2 separate regions of the Homo sapiens genome follow, and region 1 is linked to region 2. Evidence: chromatin contacts called from ENCODE Hi-C or POLR2A ChIA-PET data. All regions are on one chromosome and are shown on one strand. Each heading gives the region's core, a stretch centred on a gene start or an enhancer-like site at or near the end of the contact. The rest is flanking DNA. Distances are from core to core; before and after follow the strand shown. Region 1 has its middle 25 kb from the start of CYP24A1. Region 2 has its middle 37 kb from the start of BCAS1.

Region 1 (2,700 bases), core at 48-2,547, 41 kb before region 2:
CTGTACTAAAAATTAGCTGGGCATGGTGGCAGGTGCTTATAATCCCAGCTACTTGGGAGGCTGAGGCAGGAGAATTGCTTGAACCTGGGGGGCGGAGGTTACAGAGAGCCGAGATCATGCCACTTCACTTCAGCCTGGGCAAAAAAGTGAAATTCAATATCAAAAAATAAAATAAAATCTAGGATTTTTCCTGCTATATCAGCATGAAGTTTAAGGGGTATGGAACTCACAGGTGTTTCATTAGCGAGAAAGCGCACTGGGGATTTAGGTTTGAAAGTCAACCAGAGTAAAAATTTCTTAGAGTTACGGTAAACTTTACATCCCTTCAATTATCTGTAAAGTATACCGTAAACACATAGTTTCATCCCTCATTAACCCATTTATGCCAGAGGTTGCAAATTTTTTTGTGAAAAATCAGACCTTAGCGATGACCTTAAGCAGTGGGATTTCAATAACTCCCAGAAGCTTAGCGTTCCACTAATGGAACACTAGGCATAAATGGGTTTTAATCCACAGAGGATTCCTTCCGGTGTTGGAAAAGCTTTCTGCTCTAGTGGGTGAAAACAACCTAAAGTAGTTGGCTTATGTCTAGGGGCCATGTCACATGAAAAATGCACTTCCTCAGATGCTAGAACCACACCAAGGGCATCAGGAGCTCACATTTTGAGATGTGCATGAGAAATAAGGCAAGAGGTGGATCTCGTTTCTCATCTTGCTGTTCTCATTGAGTGAGGGTGTTGGAATCACCTGGGCTACATCCTTCCATAGTCATCTTTCCACTCCAAGCATGGATGGTTGGATGTGCCTGGGTTAAGTGTGCATATAATGCAACCTCACTCCATCCCCTGTGTAAGTAATTTCCCCATAAATAATTCCTACTCTCCGGGGGAGCAGTACCTGGTCTGTAGAATCCCTGCTACAAACGTTGAGGAATTCCTTTGATCTCTCCATTTCCTCCTTCATTTTTTTTTCCTTTCTCTCTTTTTATTTTTCCCTTCCTCTCTCTCAAAAAAATTATTTGGACATCACAAAAGCCAACTGGACTGAATTCCATATATATTATTGTGTACTGGTTTCCCACAAATATCCCTGGAAATTTTGTTAAAGCTAAAATATGGAGTCAGCCTTGAGGGAGACAGAATAGGGACCAGAAAGGTGTCATAATAAGCTACGAGCACTGAGCAGCGTGTGTTACTGATGACAATCACAATTGCCCTGAGTCACTAAGCATCTACCCTGTGACAGGCACTGTATGACCTGGTAATCTAGAAGACCTTGGAGAGGAGGATTTACAACTTGGCACGAGTCCTGGGAAATTTGCCTAGCTTTATTGGTTACCATAAATGGTGGTTGTAAACATTACAACTAGGACAACCAGGTAAAAGGAAATATTTAATGAGTGCCTATGAAGATCTGTAAGCCAAGCATCATGGGTACAGGGGCAAACCAAAATAAACATGTCCCTGCTCTTACGCCATCTGTATCCTACTACGGAGGATGGGGAAGAACAAGGGGAGGAAATGTCAATCAAATAATCACAGAAATGCATATAAACTTGCTATTGTGGTGAGCTATGTAGGGAGTTTCACCATGTTGGCCAGGATGGTCTCGATCTCTCGACCTTGTGATCTGCCCACATCGGCCTCCCAAAGTGCTGAGATTACAGTCGTGCTGTCAGGAAGAATTAATTATTTATAATTTATGTCTATTTATGTCAGTGCGAGCTTGCAGATTCTTATGTTTTTGAATGGGTTATAATTTTTACACTGTCATTATTCATTTTGATATTCAGATTGCCCCAGATTTGATTAATGGGAGCCTCTTTAAATAGGTTCCTGTGCATTGTTGCTGGTTTTTTGTTTGTTTGTTTGTTTTGACATGTTGTTACCATTTTTGAGCACTTCCTGCTTTCTGGAACAATAAAATATTCCAGGCTGATCTTGTACTTTACCTGCCCCACCGTGGAATCATCTGTTTCTTCAAGAAGTCCTAATTTGTTTCAGTAGAAAAGAACATTTAGAAATCGAGATTTTGGCTCCTGGTGCTTGTTGCTACTGGGATGTTACTGCTTCTAGGCAAGCTCAGCATTCAGAGTTAAGACGTGTGTGTGTGTGTGTGTGTGTGTGTGTGTGTGTGTGTGTGTCTGTGTGTCTGTGTATGTAGAAAGAGAGAAAAAGAAGGACAAAACCAAAGTAGTAAAATGCAAATGCTTGAAGAATCTGGGTGAATGGTATATGGGAATTCTTTGTACTGTTCATGTAACTTTTCTGAAATTATGTCAAAATAATTTAAAAGAAAAATAGGCCTCCATCTCAAAAAAAAAAAGAAAAGAAAAGAAAAATAGGCAGTGTATCGAGGTGGTTAAGAACTGGGTGCAGGCCGGGCACAGTGGCTCATGCCTGAAATCCCAGCAATTTGGGAGGCCAAAGCAGGTGGATCACCTGAGGTCGAGAGTTCGGGACCAGCCTGGCCAACATGGTGAAACCCTGTCTCTACTAAAAATACAAAAAAATTAGCTGGACATGGTGGTGTGTGCCTGTAATCCCAGCTACTCGGGAGGCTGAGGCAGGAGAATTGCTTGAACCCAGGAGTCAGAGGTTGCAGTGAGCCAAGATCCCTCCATTGCACTCCAGCCTGGCAACAAGAGTAAAACTCTGTCTCAAGAAAAAAAAAAGAACTGAGTGCTGGAAGCAGATAGAT
Region 2 (2,700 bases), core at 171-2,670:
TATCTTTCCACATACCTGTTGGCTATTTGTATGTCTTCTTTGGAGAAATATTTATTAAAGTATTAGCTCGTCTCTTAATCAGGTAATTCTTTTTTGGTATTAAGTTGTAGAAGTTATATATTTGGAAATTAACTCTTATTGGATATGTAATTTGCAAATATTTTCTCCCATTCTGTAGGTTGCCTTTCACTCTATTATTGTTTCCTTTGATGTGCAGAAGATTTTTAGTTTGATGTAGTCCCACTTGTCTAATTTTGCTTCATAATAAGATCCAGCAATCCCACTTATGAGTATTTATCCAAAAGAATTCAATTCAGGATCTTGAAGAGGTATGTGCACTACTGTGTTCATAGCAATGTTATTCACAATTGCCAAGATGTGGAAACAACCTAAATATCCATCAAAGGGTAAATGGATAAAGTAAATGTGATATATATACATATATATATATATATATATTCCATTGTATGTGTGTACATGTATAATTATATTCCATAGACATGCACACACATACAACGGAATATAATTCAGCCTTTAAAAAGAAGGAAATCCTGAAATATGTGATAACATGAATAAACCTTGAAAACATTACATCAAGTGAAACAAGCCAGTCACAGAAGGACAAACACTGCATGTTTCCACTTATAAGAGCTAGCTAAACAGTCAAACTCATAAAAATGAAGAATAAAATGTAGGTTAACAGGGTTTGGAAGGAGGAGGAAATGGGAGTTGCTAATCAACAAATATAAAATTTCAGTTATGCAAGATAAGTAAGTCCTAGAGACCCATGTACAACATTGTGCCATAGATAACAACATTCTACTGTACACTTACAAGTCTGTTAAGAGGGTAGATCTCATATTACATGTTCTTATCAAAATAAAATAGAATAAAATAAAATAAACCAACACAACACAAACCATCTATGAGGAAGGATTGTTTTATGTCTCCACCTGGCTTTTTTGGAATGTAAGTTCTGTAAGGAATGCAAAAGCCCTTCCTGTCGAGCCATTTCATTGTTTAATTGTCATGGTTAGACATTTCATGGTGTGCTGAATTGGGAACTTTTAAGACATTATATACAACATTACATACTTCAGATTTAATGCATCTATTTCATGACATGCTTTGTGTTATTCACATATACACACACACGCATGGAGTCACCCTGCTGGATTTGTACCCGTTGACACTGATCTCATCTATGAACTGGATGCCTCACCCACCCTCCTGGTCTGCCTTGGTTGAAGTCACACTTTAACCGGAAGGTCACAAACTCCCCAGCCTCTCTGAACCTTTCCTCAATAGGTCAGTCATAATTCTGCAGGCACCGGATTTCCTCTTTAAGCCCTACCTATGCTGTTGATTACTTGAGCAAGCAGCAGAAACACTGATAAACAGCAGGGAAGGATGCCGTTTGTTCTCACCAACTGTCTCACCTCCTGGCCCTTCTGAACCCTCTGTGGGCCAAGGAGTGTGAATGAGTTGGCCATCAGGAGAGCTCGTGGAGTTTACACAGACTAAGTGGAAGCCTTATTAAATAATTAACTCAACTTGGGCCCCAGCTTGCACTGTATGACCTCTCATCTGAACCCAGCAGAAAACAAGGTCTAACACTGAGAACTGGAATCCCTAAGTCCAAGACCTCTTACAGAAAGTTTGTAGCACAAAAAATTGCTGTCCCCTCAAAACGTACACCTAGACATAAGGTGCTAAGTCTGTTGAAACTATGAAACAGATGAAGACAAAAAGAGGAGAGAAGGCAAAACAAGTAATAAAATGGGATTTTTTTACAATTATGAAACATTTCAAGCATACAAAAAAGCAGCCACCATCCAGCTTTGTCAAATCTTGGCATTGGTCATTCATGCCCCAACACGTTCATAAAAATCACATCCCAGATGCAGTTGAATTGCACTGCCTTCTTTTCAGCAAACCCATCTTTGTTCCTCCTTATCCAGAAACAACAGCCATTCTGAATTCAAGAATTTGGTATTCACTATTTCAAGCTTGTATGATATTTTTGCAATATATGAATATGTTCATGATCAGTTTTATGATACTGTTTGCAGATTTTATTCTGCATATATTTTCCTGTAATTTCCTTTTAATTCAATATTTTACTTTTATGATATTACCTTGCCAGTACTTAGAGCTCTAATTCATTTGTTTTATCTAGTTGCTGAACCTTCAGTTGGTTTCCATTTTTTACTATCTCAAATCCTTCTGCCACCAACATTCCTGCCCAAGTCTCCTTGTATACATGTGTGAGTCCCTCCAGGATATTAATTACTAGGTCACAGGCATGCACAGCCTCCTCCTTACTAGATCTTGCCAAATTATTCCCTCTCCATGGTTTTTGCAACTTCAAATGCCCACCAGTACTCTATGAGAGTTCCTACTCTGGTACAATTCAATATGATTTTATTCCAAATTTTTGGTTCACATGACGCTCTTAATGAACAGCTTTATTTCATTGGAAAAAGAATGAAAGCTATAGGTATTAACTTATGACTACATAATCTACACACTTTAAAAAGGCATAACAGTGAATTAATAGCTTAAGATTTATACCTATCCCATATACACACAATTATATTTATATTTTATATTAAAAGCATTATCTCTGAGATAGAATAACAGCTTCCTAACATACATGTCAATATAGTAATAATAACCATAATTTTAAAATAATAGCTA

What was found. A loop is a pair of places that touch in the nucleus more often than their neighbours do. ChIA-PET counts read pairs that join two places held with the same protein, here RNA polymerase II (POLR2A). Pooled maps may share reads with other maps.
Region 1: a map of transverse colon shows a loop between it and region 2 (38-fold over the local background). The contact joins two enhancer-like sites. A Hi-C loop is called at or near these places in 5 of 168 maps with a recorded cell type or tissue (HepG2, K562, PC-3 and 2 more) and 3 of 50 pooled maps. POLR2A ChIA-PET finds 5 or more read pairs at or near these places in 6 of 52 experiments (A549, Caco-2, HepG2 and 3 more).

The regions. Positions count from the first base shown.
Region 1 is chr20:54,147,813-54,150,512 of GRCh38, reverse strand. It overlaps a transcript of CYP24A1 not described here. Among named protein-coding and RNA genes, the nearest start is that of CYP24A1, 25 kb to the left of the region's middle. Within about 2 kb of position 1,297, at least 2 of the 41 ENCODE cell types and tissues checked have a DNase peak (open chromatin) inside an H3K27ac peak, as active enhancers do.
Region 2 is chr20:54,106,536-54,109,235 of GRCh38, reverse strand. No RefSeq gene overlaps it. Among named protein-coding and RNA genes, the nearest start is that of BCAS1, 37 kb to the right of the region's middle. Within about 2 kb of position 1,420, at least 2 of the 41 ENCODE cell types and tissues checked have a DNase peak (open chromatin) inside an H3K27ac peak, as active enhancers do.